3 separate regions of the Homo sapiens genome follow, and regions 2 and 3 are each linked to region 1. The links are chromatin contacts, found by Hi-C in ENCODE. All regions are on one chromosome and are shown on one strand. Each heading gives the region's core, a stretch centred on a gene start or an enhancer-like site at or near the end of the contact. The rest is flanking DNA. Distances are from core to core; before and after follow the strand shown.

Region 1 (4,909 bases), core at 1,297-3,796:
TCATTGAAATTGGTGCAATAAAAAGCATTTCCCATGGCTGAGCTATTATTTAAAAGCTATATTCTGGATGGCTCAAGGAATTGACATGCTGCCAATCAAAAAATCACCCTGTCCATAAATAGCCACTTGGCTTTTCAAAATTCACTCTCACTCTCTCTCTCTCTTTTTTTTTTTTTTGAGATAAGAGTAAATATCTAAAAAGATTTAAAGCATGGGTATAATTACTATTCTATCAGCTCCTATGAGACCCCTAAGAGAAGATATCAGCAAAGTCACTATCTGATAATTTAGGCCACAATTTAGAGCAAGATGCTCACAGAGTGCTACCAGTAATTTTATGAACACTTAAATACATTACATCTATGTACAATACTCAGTTAAATACAATCTCAGGCAGGGGTTAGTGGTCAGCTATAATTTTAAAATTGCCTTCAACTCCACACTTAGAGTAAATGCTCATTTTATTTTTAAAAGGGTGATTCTTAAGTACTTCACTTTTCTATGAACTCAGGACGCAGACATAGGTGACTGCCCACATGAAAATCTGAAAGCTGATCATTTAAAACTTTTAAATATTTTTCCTCTGGGCACCTTCCCCTCCCCCTTCCCCCCACTTTTAAAAGCTAAATGACTAATTTGATTATTTCAGTTTTATAGAAATAATCACTTTTTGATGTAAAGGACAGCATGTCCTTTTCAATAGAAAATATACAATAGAAGTATTGTTCCCAGTCTCTTAAGGTGTTTAAGTGGTGAGGAGGATATACATTTAAAACTACATAGAAGAGGAAGCCCCCAGGTACAGGAAATTACTTCTTCAGAAGAACTAAAAGATTTCTCTCCTCTTAACTCCCCACACTGCCACCACCCCAATTTCTTTTCAAAAGCCAGGACTTATTGGCAAATTATCTGGGAGTAAAGTGGGAGGAAAACATTTCAATGCAAAATTCAGAACTGCTTTATAGAAAGGAAAGTGTGGGGAGGTTTGTTATCATTTATTTCCTCCAGTATATCATTCAATTTCAGCTGTCTCACGTCTCAGAAGTAGCTCCCCCATTTCTCACTTACGTGCCTAAGAAACATCTCCCTGGCATCTCATTCTCTTTCTCTTTCACCAGCATTTCATTATTTCTTAACTGTCCCTCTCATGCTTGTCTCCTTTTCCTAGTGATCCACGTGTCCTCATTTAGCAGTTTTCAGAAGCCAGGGAGAAACATTGCAAATAATGTTAAATATGATTAATATCTTGAATTCCTTGAAATATGACATGCATGAGTTACAATGAAACCTCTTTTATTTCCCCATGAAATGCTTTTGCATAATGAGAAAGAAAATGTCCTCTATGCCCTAATCAGCCCTGACAGTTCCTGGACTCCCAAATACTTATATTTATGGCATTATTTATTTCATCTCTAATAAATGGATTGGGGGGGGGACACAGCACCATCTGAGGAAGCTGCAGGAGAGAGGGAGACAATCTAGGGGGGAATAATACAGAAGCTGAACCAGCAAGGCAGAGAGAAAAAGCTTCCAAAGGGAAGGAGACCAGGGAAAGAGAGGCCAAAAGATGTGAACCCCCAGAAGAAAATGGGTCACCTTCCTAAGAATAAAAGGAAGGCTCTGAAAAGGAAACAAACTTCAGAGTGCAGAGATGAGGGTCCTACATCAAGGAGCATCCAGAACTCTGACCTGGAGAACGAAAAAGGAAGGCTGAAAAGCAAACCTGGGGCAGGGTATGCTGGTTGGCCTAGAAGAGGGGTGATTTGGGATAGGGAGCAATGGACCCTCTGCCCCAAAAAGTGGCTGGGAGAGACCAGGACATCTGCATCCCATGGAGGATCTTCCTCCCAACGACTGAGATCTCTCATTCAAACGGCTACTGAAATTGGGCACCCTCCAGACCCTCGCCGGATGGCGCCAGTTGCAGTGAGTAAAACAATGCAAGGAGTGAGTTCTCGTGTTTCCCTGGGCTTGCAAGTACATATACATATATTAAAAATGACACTGTTGAAAGTAATCATCACCTCAAAGGGAGGTATCAGGACATTTCCCCACTCAATTGCACAGAGGCTACTGGCTATGGGAAGTGAGGAGTTGACTTCAAATAACCTGGATGCGTCAGTGCAACACAGCCGCACACTCCCGAGTGTCTGACTTTGGGCAATTCCCTTCAACCTCTCAGAGCCTCGGTTTTCTCATCTTTATAATGGGGGGGAAATCATGGTGTCATGCACGTTCTCGGGGCCCCTACGGGAAACAAATGAAAACGTGAAAAAGTTCTACGCCTTGCGAGCTTTTATGTTCCGCATGAGCTCAGAGGCCGCGATGCTCGGGGAAAGCAGGACCCCAAAGCCCCGTAAACACCGCGCGACCACCCGGGCCAAGATCTTCAAGAGGTTCTTTTCAGAAGGATCGGAGAGCAATTCCCGATTGGTAGAAGAACTTGCTGTAATACACACGTACTCTGACGACCCCGCCCCAACGACTAGCCCCTCCTCTGTGCAACCCCGAGAGTTTGGGGTCATGCAGGGGGCGCCACGAGCTCGTTTCGGAAGCCGGACCCCGCCCGCAGCCGCAGAAGCCTCGAGTCCACATCTGGGTCTCTAAAGTCTCGCCGTAGCCAGATCCCGGATCCCCACCTTCTTCACCAGTTCCCGGGCGTCCTCCAGGTCCTCGCTTTCCCCCTTCCCCCGCTCCCCGTCGGAGGCGCGGAGCCGCCAGGCAGACCCCGCGGGCGGCTGCGGCGCCAGGCCCCGCCCCGCCCCCATTATCATTAGCAGATATTACCCTAAACACTTGCTCTTTACCTCCTTTCTCCCTCCAGGCATTGGCGAGGCAGCCTGTCAATCAGGAGCTCGGGCGGCAGCCCCCCGCGCGGGGGCTCGGCGATGCCAGCCTCAGCGACAGGCGGCGGCGGCGGCGGCCACGGCACAGACACACACCCTCCCACACGCGCGCACCAGGGCAGACCCGGCGGGCAGGCGGCGGAGGCACCCTCGGAGCCCGGCGCCCGGCGGGGAGGGGACGTGCTCCGAGGGACCGGCCCCGAGGCGCCGGATGGAGGAAGAGATGCAGCCGGCAGAGGAGGGGCCCAGCGTCCCCAAAATCTACAAGCAGCGCAGCCCCTACAGCGTCCTCAAGACGTTCCCCAGCAAGAGACCGGCGCTGGCCAAGCGCTACGAGCGACCCACCCTGGTGGAGCTGCCGCACGTGCGGGCGCCCCCGCCGCCCCCGCCGCCCTTCGCGCCGCACGCCGCCGTCTCCATCAGCAGCAGCGAGCCGCCGCCGCAGCAGTTCCAGGCGCAGAGCTCCTACCCCCCCGGGCCCGGCCGGGCCGCCGCCGCCGCTTCGTCGTCGTCGCCGTCCTGCACGCCCGCCACATCCCAGGGCCACTTGAGGACTCCGGCGCAGCCGCCGCCCGCGTCCCCCGCCGCCTCCTCGTCGTCTTCGTTCGCCGCTGTCGTCAGGTATGGCCCAGGCGCGGCGGCGGCCGCCGGCACCGGCGGCACGGGTAGCGACAGCGCCAGCCTGGAGCTCAGCGCAGGTACCAACTCTCCGCACAACTTTCCTTCCCGCCACGGCCGGGGGCAGCGGGAGGGGACCCAGGAAGGAGAAGCGGGGGGCCGCCGACACTTACCCGTGCTGGGCCGTGTCGGGATGTCGGGGCGCACCTGGGGCCTCCCCGCGCACCCGGAAACTTCGAGAGGATTCTCCAGCGCCGCCGCGCCTGGGCTTCCGACGGCGCGCGCCTAACAGGTGGCTCCGCGGCTTGGATCCCGCGCCGGGAAGCACGGCTGTGGCAGTCGGCGACCAGGATCGCTCGGGCGTGGTCCGGAGTGGGGCCAGACGCCCCCCCGGGGGATAGCGGCGGCCGCTCGGGAAGAAGCTGGAGCTTCTCGGGCCGCCCCGCTGGGACGCCCTCGTACTACTTCACTTTTTCCGTCTGCTTTTTCCCTTTCTCCTTCTTCCTCCATTTGTTTCTTCTTCTCTCCACTTCTCCTTTGCCTTCTAGTGCTTTCTTCGCCACCTCTTTGATGCACTCTCACGCTGTCGCAGTCCATGCTGGCTGGCTCTCAGTTCCGTTTTTCCTTCTGTCTTTTTTTGTGCGCCTGTGTTTCTCGGGGGCGCTCTGTCTCGCTCTGTCCCTTTTCCTTCCCACCCCTTGGTTGTGAGACTCGGGGCTCCTCCGCGTCCGCCACGCCGTGGATTTCGGGCGCGGGGAACCATCCCGCCCCTCCTTCCTGCCCCGGGAGTCGCAGGCACTCTGCTCCCACCGCCCACGTCGTCGTCCCCGCCATCCCCTCGTCCCCGTCCGTGGCACGCTGCCGCGCCGCGGGGTCCTGCCCCTCCCGAGCATCTCGGCCCGAGCCTTACAGAAACGCCTCGTGGGAGGCACCCACTCTGGGGTCCGCGACTCCTCTCCTTTATCTCGAGTCTGCGGGCGCTGCCCGGCAAAGCAGCCCACTGCCTGCCTGCAGGGAGCGAGATGGGCTGGTTGCGAGGCCACAGCCTGAGGCCTGCGCCCAAGGGACCTCTCCACCAGCTCCCAGTGGGTGCAGCCACGTTTATCCACTCATTAGAACTAAAAGTTCCTGCCAAGGCCTTTTATGGCACTTTGAAGCCCCCCAAATCCTGCATGTCAGTGAATCTTGAGACTTATTTTTTTCTCCTGTGGAAAATAGAAGTGTTGTGTCTAAATGAGTTATAGATGCCTCCAGTAATAATTCTGTTGTTTGTCAATATTTTGACACATGAAGGATTGGTTTTGGAAAAGAAAACCTAATTACAGGTTATAGTGAAGACTTGATCTGTTGCATCTCTCACTGATTTGAAGATGTTTGATTGCTTTCAGTGGGGTTCTTAGGTGGACTTCCTTATTGTTTGTGGGGTATGTTTTTTTTCAGTTGCT
Region 2 (4,909 bases), core at 1,749-4,248, 480 kb before region 1:
AATTGTTGTTTGGACATCAGTCCTACAGGCTTGGGCAACATATGTCTACTTGAAAGAGATCTGTTTCTAGTATATTACTAATCTGGTTTTGCTCACTTGTTAATTCATCAGGCTTTGAGGGCTTACTATGAACCAGAGGTATAATAGGTAACTTACCATGTAACAAGGGAAGCAGGTGAATTGTCAGTTACACCACAAGGTAGAGAATTACCACCCCAAAACATTCTTCAACCTCTAACCCAGAAGCCGCCTCCCATTTTTATGAGGCTCAGCCTATGACTGTATCATTATTCACCCTGTTAGCTCTTTAAGTATAATAGACATTTACAATATCTATTACATTTATTGTAATACAAATTACATGTATTGTAATCTATTACAATATTAGGTGTTTTAAGTACATTGCATACATATTCCTTCATTTACTACCAACTATTCCAGGACATGAACACAGAATACTTCTCTTTGACAGATTAGGAAACTGAAGCCTAGTGAAAGTAAGTAACTATCTAAGGTCATGTTTTATTCTTGGCTTTGCCATTTACCAAATACTGTTCATTCGACTATACTTAATACGGAGTTCAAACCCATTGCATGGTGGGCTTCAGAGTTCAGTCTGAACCCAGAGAAAATGGGTGGGGCACTGAGTGGATCTCAGAAGCAGTCTGTTGAATGTCTTGAAGTCCATTTCCGTTAAATAGGTGAGTATTGTATGTCCTCTTTGCACAAGATTGTGCTAGGAAAAGCTGAGAGAGATACCAAAGAGCATGATTAAGATGCGTTTCTTTCTCTCAGTAAAGTTCACCTTTAGCATGACTTTACAGACAAAGAAGGCTTCTGAAGGCCTGACCTACCAGGAAGACTCAGAACTGTTACCAGATCAAGAACGGCACTCGCCTTCCCCTTGCTTTCTGTGAGGGGATGACATAAAAGCGTCAGAGTTTTCAGTAGTCCTTAGGAGTTCAGACAGGTGGATTAAAAGCTACTAGTAAATTTTAATGACTTATGTGAACGAACCCTCTAAATTATTAAACAGCAAGGGACATGGGTTCCTTCCTTAAAACGAGGAATAGAACTCCATGTATAAGAAGGAATACCATCTTAGTTTGACCCTCTTTGGGGCAGGGTGGTAAAGGATTCTCCTATTTTGATTGCCTTTGTCACCATTCTAATAGCTCAGCTTAGGCATTGCCCAGGTATGCACATGTAGCTCTTTATGTGGTTATTATAGCTGATGAAGGTGGTGATATGCAGAGGAAATAAAAAAATGAAATCATAAAATAGAATTATCTGGTGCATATTGAATAACTTTCAATTTTGAATGTAGCAAATGTGTTTTCACCTTTAACCCAGAGCTGTGAGATCAAAATTGCTACCTACCTTCCTCAAAGTGTTGGTTCATTAATCAAATGGAAGAGTCCGTTTCTCTTTACATGGAAAGAGTCTGGATTGACAGGTTACTTACGTTAAGTCCAGACCTAAGTTGCCCATTTCTGCAATGTAAGATGATTGCATTGAAGAGTTTAATTATAATGGTTACAAACTCTCACTTCCAAATTAGCAAAAATGCTAGTCTTTTTCCCAGGTACCTTCATCAGAATATTCCTGAGGATCTCTGAGGTCAAGTATGTTCACTGAGATATTTCTGAGAACCTCTGAGGTTGCTGTGCCTGTTTACTGCTAGCTTGCTGTCACCTGCTAGGAGTAAACAGAATTGGATACATAACAGAAGGTGATACCTGCAATCTCTGGCCTTCAAACATTCTGGGAGTGGGCTTCAGGTGCCTGATGGCTCTCCATGTCACTGCTGAGGAGACAGGGGAGAGGTGCCTACCAGCTCCACTGGCTGAGAGCCTCACTCCCTGCTTTCAGTGCAGATCTCCCTTCCTCAGTATCACACCTGGTCAGGGCACAACAGAGCGAAGCGTTCTGCATACATTCAGCTTCATGTACAATATCTTTCCAAAGCTTTTCTGTAATGCCTGGGTAAAGAAAGCCTATGTTGTCTGTGAAATCCTGTGCTCAGAGCCATCCAGTCTCTTCGATGGTCCTACCCCTGGCAACAGTTTACAGTTTAGATTTTCCCCTTCATTTTGGTGAGTTTTCTCTTTAAAGATCCCTTATTATCTGACCTAGGTTGGGCCCCTACTAATCCATTAGGATTGTTTTAATTACTCTGATTCCCACATAAGGGATGGGGTTAATTCCAGTCCCTTTAGTTCAAGGAAAATCCTTTGCCCCACAGAAATTCTTGAATACAAGTTAATATCTGAGGGGGAGATGCAGTATCCAATTGCTTTCAGTGGATAGCAATATCCAGTGCTCTCCCAGCAGCGTTTGAGACCTCAATGTAAGTAGGTGTGTCTGGATGGAGTAACACCCAGTTCCTCAGCTAAGGACATCCAAGGGCGGGGCCCTCAAAAGTCCCATTACATAAAGTAGATACAACACTCAAAAGTCCATTATATAAAGTAAATACAACACAACCTGAGAACATCAGCTCAGAGTGGAGTGAAGAGCTGGTTTTTTTGAGGCTCTCTCTCTAATCCAGAGGCGGGGAACAGCACACTCTGGTCTTCATGCTACCACGAAGGAAGACCTAATAAAGGACTCAATTTTTTTTAAAGATTGATCTCCCTCTATTCAATAACCCATGTGTGAAATTTCAATTATACAAAACTAGAGGGAAAAGTATGTGTTTAGAACATGGTGTAGGGAAACACTGTGAGCAAAGCTGCTGATTGGGTCTGAAACTGCAAAATGGGTGTGACAGAATCTACTCGGAGCCATGTGACCTCCAGGGTGATAAGGATACAATGTGCCTCTCACCCTGTGCCCCTCCTACTTGGAAAGCTTTCAGTGGTTGGCTGCCAAGCAGAGCGCAGGGTCCTCTGGGACCTGGCCTGCGTGCTTCCTCAGCGTGGTTTCTCGTCCGCCTTCTGTCTGTGCTCCAGCAGCACTGCCCTGTTTGCTCTCCCCTGCACACATGACACCGTTTCTCACACCCCAGTCCCTGTGCTCATGCTTCTCACCTTTGTAGAACACCTCAGTGATTTTCTGGTTTCATACTATAACAAACCCCACAGGCCAGCTTTTCACATAGTTGTTACCAGCACTTGGCCAACAGTTGTTTTTTCATCAGTGGGTGGAGCAGCTTTTCTTGCCCCCAAAAAACAGTCAACCACTCATTTTTCATTGGGTATATGTATTCGGCAAACATTGGGTACCTGCTGTTTGTTGGCACTGGTGTTGAGAAGATGAATAACACACCCTCTATGGCCCTAGGGAGTTCCCATTCTGGTAGGGGGAACCTGACTCAGGCAGCAACAAAACCTTCTGGTAAGTGTTTTGCTGAAGAGTGGGGAGGTTCAGAGGGCTGTGGAAACCCAAAGACGTTTTACCTAACTTGAACATCATAGAACACTTCAGAAGAAACCACATGTCAGCAGGTCTTATGGGAGGAGTTGGCATTGGCTAGGCAGAAAAGAGAAGAAAAATGGGTTTTGGAGATACAGTACTGTTGTCACCCCTTTGATTTTTCACTAGAAGACACAAAAAGCTGTTTAAAATACTATCTGTTGATATTCTGTTCTAGAACTTGTATGTATTTTTTAAAGTGTTTGTCAACATTGCAACAAAGTACCCAGTTGAATGTATCCTGTTGTTTCAATGATTATGAGATGACTTGAAGTGCTCTTGAGAAATTTAAAGTTCGTTTGTGAACATGAATTCTAACTGGAGAAAAAAATAGGTGATGATAGTGAGTTGGATCATTGTTGCAGTTCTCTATTTAAACCTTACTATTTATCTTTTCTTCTGTCTTCATCTGGGAAAAAACCCAGAAAAGTATTAAATGCATATGCTTTAATTTTTGACTATATTTTAAATTACCTTGTTAGTTTTACCTAAAACTGTAATTTAAACCAGTTTAAAATTAAGGTTTACTTCTGGGCATCTTTTTATATAGTGGAAGGAAAGAAGTTGAACACTTACGGGGGAAATGGAAAGTTGATGTTATGTCTTGTTTTTGATATGGCTCAGTTTTTACATGACTGTTAAATGCTGCCCTTTAAATCTAGTAGAAATGTTAAATATGGGGATGTTACTTTTTATTATAAAAGAAACAACAGTTAAGGGGAAGCAAGTAGCTTTTAACAGATTTCATATTCTAGACTAGTTATGAAATCTGTTTTTGGTCTGGACAATAAAACATTTCTTGTACAATAAGAAGATCTCTTTTTAAGGTTATGAGAAGACAGATGATGTTTCAGAGAAGACCTCACTGGCTGACCAGGAGGAAGTAAGGACTATTTTCATCAACCAGCCCCAGCTGACAAAATTCTGCAATAACCATGTCAGGTAAGAACTACCAAAGAATGCCATGAGACCAGCCAGCAGAGCAGAGCTGGTTAGGTCAAAATGAAAATGCTTGCAAAGAGCTTTCAGTGCAGTCAGTTAATATTTGAGAGCTCCCTGTTGGCAGTGTGAATAGGCTGTTTCCCCATCTTCTCTCCCATAGAGAAATATTCATAAGAATCTGGAAATAGCGAGGAGCAGAAAGAATAAGCACCCATCCTCTGCCGATGCTGCATAGATATTGAATAATGAAAGCTGCTTATGTGTAAATGCCTCTGTCCTAAACCTGTTAATAGAGCGATGCGTTACTGGTTTTGGTTAGCAAGTTTTAACATTTTAGAAGAGGTCTTTGCAATTCTGCACCAAGAATTCCTTCTGGTTATATAGTCTTTAAGTATTGGTTTTTGATAGTTGTGAAGTTTAGTATGGTGTGGAGGAATGGAGGGCTGTGCGAATTACTTCACTGCACTGTTGTGTTTTCATTCCAACAATAATGTAAAAAGTATCTGTGTAAGCACTGGCCACTTATGCGGCTTCTGGGACCACATAAACA
Region 3 (4,909 bases), core at 1,832-4,331, 400 kb after region 1:
CAGAGAGGGCTGGCGAGGCGTTCCGGAACCGCGGGACGGGAAGGGACCCCAGGACCGGGAGGGACAGAGCCCCGGGCCTGCCCCTTGACCGCCCCCCGGGCACCCTCCCCGGCCAAGCACTTCCCTTGCCAGCGCCCTTCGGCTGAGACCTCGCCCAGATCCCTTAGCTTCTCCTTTTGACACCCTCTGATGCCCCGTCAGCATCCAGGTCCCCTGAGGTGCCCACTGAACTCCCCACCCCAACACTCCCTTTCGCTCAGGAAGTGCCTCTGTGCACCACCTAAATTTCCAAGTTCCACATCTTCACCTAAGAGCAATCCTCAGAAACTGGCAACATGAACCCCTCTACTCCGAGCTCCCAGCACTTTTTAGGTCCTAGTCTCGCCTCCTCCCCAAAAGCTAAAGGGGCCTGGGAACTGTCAGCAAACTAGGACCCACGGCGAAATTGCCCTGCCCTGCACTCGACTAGGGCGTAGGGATCAGGCCCAGGGCGCACAGCGGTGGCGCGGCACCCGGCCGTAGCTTCCGGAGTAGAGCGCGCGCTCTGCACCACGCGGAGACACACCCCAGGTGCAGTAAGGCTCTAGTGCCAAGCGGGGTGTGAACCTGGTTACTGTCAAAAATAGGCCTTGGAGCCGAAATTCATCACCTCCTGACCACCCCTGGTCACTCTCTTCTGCAGGGAAACGCGCTTAAACCCTACAGCAGAGGAGCGGGCTGGCGGTGGACACCCCGGCCTGTGCTCCCTACATCCACATCTCCTGAGTGCAGGCCTCGGCGGCAGAGTTGCGTTCAGAAAACCAGCAAGCACATCCCCCAACCCGAAATCCGAGGGAACGAAGAAACTTGGACGATCTCAGCCTTGTGCTTGACAACCTATCCCCCACCTCCCTTAAGTGGTTGGGGAGGGGGATGAGCGTGGGGGAAATTCCATGTGTGGAGTCCAAAGGGATACAGCCACCTCCCGGCCCAAATGCAAATTCATATTCATGAGAGCGGGATAAATAAAGACAAATCTCCGCTGTAATAGCACTTGGATTCGCATCCGTCTTTGCTGGCCTTTAGGTTTAGGGGACTGAAGACAGATGTTTGCATCCCTTTTCTCCTCTTGTCTGGTGACCATAAAGAAAAACCATTTAGAGCGTTGCAATTTGTTTCCCGCCGCAGTAAAACCTTGTATACATTTATTTTCATTTCACCCCCGTGCACAAAAAAGTGCACACTGGTCACCAAGGGCCCTTCTTTATCAAATACGCATTGTACAACATACAACTGCAATAAAACTATCAGCCCTCCCCATAAAACTATCACCAGGATCCTCGGTAGGTCCGGCTCCCTGCACTCCCGACTTTAGCGCTTCCTCACGCCCCGAGGATTTGCAACCACCTGAAACGAGCCTGAAACTCACCCTGCAAAGAAGCACAAGGCTGGGGGACCGCTGTCCCCGTTTAATCCATTACTGCGTCCGCGGCAGTTTAGTGCGCAATAAAACACGGTGGCAGGGGAGAGCGGGAGCCCATCCACTCCCCGGCACTAGCATCGAATTAAACCACTTAGTTTGGCAAACACTGAACGCCTAAATGCCCCTATAAAGACTTTATGAGTTTGTTACTTTAATTACTGACTTGTTACAGAGCACATAAAGGGGGTAATGAATGCAATAAAACTAATTATCTACACATTTAATTCATATAAAATATCCAGGGTTTGTTTACACCACACGGCGATTCAGCTAAGCTTTCCCCCTCTTGTCCACCGAGAGGAAGGATTTAATGAAATAGTTTCCCTTATTCTGCTAGGGCCTAACAAACCAAATGAAAATTACCCTCCGCTTAAATCATGGGGCCACTGAAGTCCACAAATCACTGCTCGCTCCTTTGTCTGTGCCTCGCTGCCAGCACCCAAAAGCCTGAGGAATCGGACAAGAAAGGTGCCCGACCTGGAGCCCTTGCCTGGGCATTTACATGGCAAGAATTTCCCTCACTACAGTCCGCAAACCTAAAAGGCAAACAGACACAATCCCCGGGTCTGTGGAGGATTGTGGGCACCTGAAAAAAAAAAAGAGGCGAGAAAGAGGGAGAGCGCCCGAAAGAGATGAAAGAGGAGATACATTTGGGTACACTTCATGCTCGCTTGCCAGTTATGGTGTAATTAAAACGAACAACCTCACAGAAACTCAAACCAACCAAGGCTTGCGCTAATGCAAACAGACAGAACTGAGAGCAAAGAACACAACGGTCGAGAATCCAGATGTTTCACATTCGAAAGCTTTCCTCAGATTTTTTTATTATTATTTTTAAGTGGCTGTATACCCTGAGTCTCTTGAAAGCACATTTAGCTGCAAGAAGAAATGCAATTTATAAGATGCTTTCTCTCTGTCTCTCTTTTTTTTAACCCCCTCTACCAGGTGTATTTTTAAAGAAATCCGCTTATCGTTCACATAAACCCCCTTGGCCCACTTACTCTATGTTACAGGGCGCCTGAGTCTTGCCAATGTCCCAGTCCTTTATAACATTTCATGCACTTCGGGGGGTAGGCTTGTTGTTAAATTGAGCGTGTAACACTCTTACAAAACAGGTTTTCTATGACATCAAGGTTTCTTCTCCCTAACCGAGGGGGAAAAAAAGAAGAGGACGAAGAAGGGGGAAAACACACACACTATCTCAATTTATGCCTAAGGTATATGATCAGTTAAAAAGGCTTAAAAGCTCGGGGAAATTGGATCAGGGAGAATCGTCACCCAACTTTCATTATTTCCAAGTAGTGTGATTGAATTAAAGGGCAGGGAGCTGGTTAGAAGGGAGGATCAGGGGCTCGGTGCGTAATGGTGTGGTATTAAATTCTAATTAGAGATGCAGGAATCAATGATAGGGAGGTTGGACAGCTCAGTTCCCCAGTGCCAGCCCAATAGACGGATGAGTTATTGTCATGTAAAAAGCGCCAGCAATAAGACCAACCGCTTTGCTATTGTCCAAGTGGAAAGAGCCAAGTTTATTATGAGGACTATATGCTCTAGAGACCTCAGACAAGGCATCTCATAGGAGGCTTTTTCATAAAACTAGGCTCTGCTGGTAGTAAGGAGGCCAGTTTGGAGGCAGGCGTTGAGCTGTGCACATCTCCCCACTCCAGCCACCTTCTCCATATCCATCTTTTATTTCATTTTTCCACTTGGCTGAGCCATCCAGAACCTTTTCAATGTATAAAATGGAATATTCTTACCTCAATTCCTCTGCCTACGAGTCCTGTATGGCTGGGATGGACACCTCGAGCCTGGCTTCAGCCTATGCTGACTTCAGTTCCTGCAGCCAGGCCAGTGGCTTCCAGTATAACCCGATAAGGACCACTTTTGGGGCCACGTCCGGCTGCCCTTCCCTCACGCCGGGATCCTGCAGCCTGGGCACCCTCAGGGACCACCAGAGCAGTCCGTACGCCGCAGGTAAGGACCTTCAGCTTTCTCAGCGGAGGAAGCCGCCTTTCCGCCCGTATATAGGAAGCCTTGATTGCATTTGAAAATGGAAATGTGTTTAGTATTTACCAAACGAAATTTGCTTACACAAATGAAAGAATTTATCACGTTAGAAGCGATTGCAGGGAGGGGTAATTCACTTACAGGGTTACACTATCCTAGTCACACCCGAACCGCCAACAAAATTATCTTAAGCTGCCAAAATGATAGGCATAATTTATTTACTTTGCGATGAGACGTAAAGCTTAGAAAATAATTAAATAACAAAGAGTAAAGCTCATTACTGGCAGTGTCTCTTTTTTTAAGAACCGACAGCGGCTCACACCTCTTTGGCTGGTCATTTTTATGATTATTTCTTTAATTTATTATTATTTTTTTGCAGCTCTTTCCCCCAACTTTTGAGCCGGGTCAACTTTCTGAGAATTGAAAAGTTCCCAAAGTGGGACTGTTTGGTAACTTCTTTCCTGGCTCCCTGATATTCCGACTGATGTTTTTGGATTTTTTTCCTCTCTGGTTTTTTCCTGCTGAAAGCACTATCTCAAGTCCGTCACATCGCGCTGTTTCAATCCACCCAAAGGCGCTTGTGCCAGAAAGGACTCCGCCAAGCCCGAAGTTTGAGCCCAGGTTTCCGCAGATAACAAATTTCCTCGGTTTCTTCCCGCAGCTTCTCTCGGCAACTCTCTCGCGCGGGTGTAGGTAGCGGCTGCCGTATGACCTGACCTTGGAGTCCTCACATTCTAGCTCCACGGCCGGCGAGCTGCCGGCTGATTTGCTCACTTTCTGTCTCCTCTGTCATACTCTAGTTCCTTACAAACTCTTCACGGACCACGGCGGCCTCAACGAGAAGCGCAAGCAGCGGCGCATCCGCACCACTTTCACCAGTGCCCAGCTCAAAGAGCTGGAAAGGGTCTTCGCGGAGACTCACTACCCCGACATCTACACTCGGGAGGAGCTGGCCCTGAAGATCGACCTCACAGAGGCGCGAGTCCAGGTACGCGCGCCTGGAAACCGACCCCGCTCCGCCGCACTGGTCCGGGGAGGTGTGGGGTGAGGGGCGGCTGGTGAAATTCGAAGTCCTGGAGCCTCGAGTGAGAAGGACCTAGGGCCCCATGGCCGATCAGAAATACTGGATTTGGTGTGGCTGTGCGTTCGAGAGAGGCTTAGAGCGCACGCTCTTGGCATTTTATTTACAGTTGCGAAGTGTTTCCCACCCGAGCAGAGACATGGGGGGCCTTGGGACGTGGATGAGCGATGCAATTTCGGGGACAGGAAGTGCCTGTGGTGGAAGGTGTGCAGACTTTGCTCCCGTATTATAAGTTTTTCCTTCTCCCCTCCCGCCCCCCAAAAAAATGCCTCCTAACTCAAGTGCTTTTAACCTGGCCCCATGGCATATAGGTTCATTTTCCCGGAAACTGTGACTTGCATCAGATTTGCAAAGGGTCT

What was found. Hi-C counts contacts between places; a loop is a spot of excess contacts on that map. Pooled maps may share reads with other maps.
Region 2: a map of B cell shows a loop between it and region 1 (8-fold over the local background). The contact joins the enhancer-like site here to the promoter of BEND4 in region 1. A Hi-C loop is called at or near these places in 1 of 168 maps with a recorded cell type or tissue (B cell), 9 of 37 single-sample maps with no recorded cell type and 5 of 50 pooled maps.
Region 3: a pooled map shows a loop between it and region 1 (19-fold over the local background). The contact joins the promoter of PHOX2B here to the promoter of BEND4 in region 1. A Hi-C loop is called at or near these places in 4 of 50 pooled maps.

Annotation. Positions count from the first base shown.
Region 1 is chr4:42,150,292-42,155,200 of GRCh38, reverse strand. It overlaps BEND4 (BEN domain containing 4), which reads left to right and starts at 2,546. Exons shown (of 6, transcript NM_207406.4): 1 at 2,546-2,669; 2 at 2,825-3,544. The coding sequence starts at 3,058. RefSeq lists silencers at 2,854-3,173, 3,374-3,463 and an enhancer at 3,229-4,072.
Region 2 is chr4:42,626,445-42,631,353 of GRCh38, reverse strand. It overlaps ATP8A1 (ATPase phospholipid transporting 8A1), which reads left to right. Exons shown (of 37, transcript NM_006095.2): 2 at 4,245-4,359. Among named protein-coding and RNA genes, the nearest start is that of ATP8A1, 28 kb to the left of the region's middle. RefSeq lists a silencer at 4,337-4,386. Within about 2 kb of position 2,998, at least 15 of the 41 ENCODE cell types and tissues checked have a DNase peak (open chromatin) inside an H3K27ac peak, as active enhancers do; they include B cell, where a contact is called at or near this core.
Region 3 is chr4:41,746,897-41,751,805 of GRCh38, reverse strand. PHOX2B (paired like homeobox 2B) reads left to right here and starts at 3,081. Exons shown (of 3, transcript NM_003924.4): 1 at 3,081-3,436; 2 at 4,270-4,457. The coding sequence starts at 3,196. It overlaps PHOX2B-AS1 (PHOX2B antisense RNA 1), which reads right to left and starts at 3,457. Exons shown (of 4, transcript NR_187403.1): 1 at 3,220-3,457.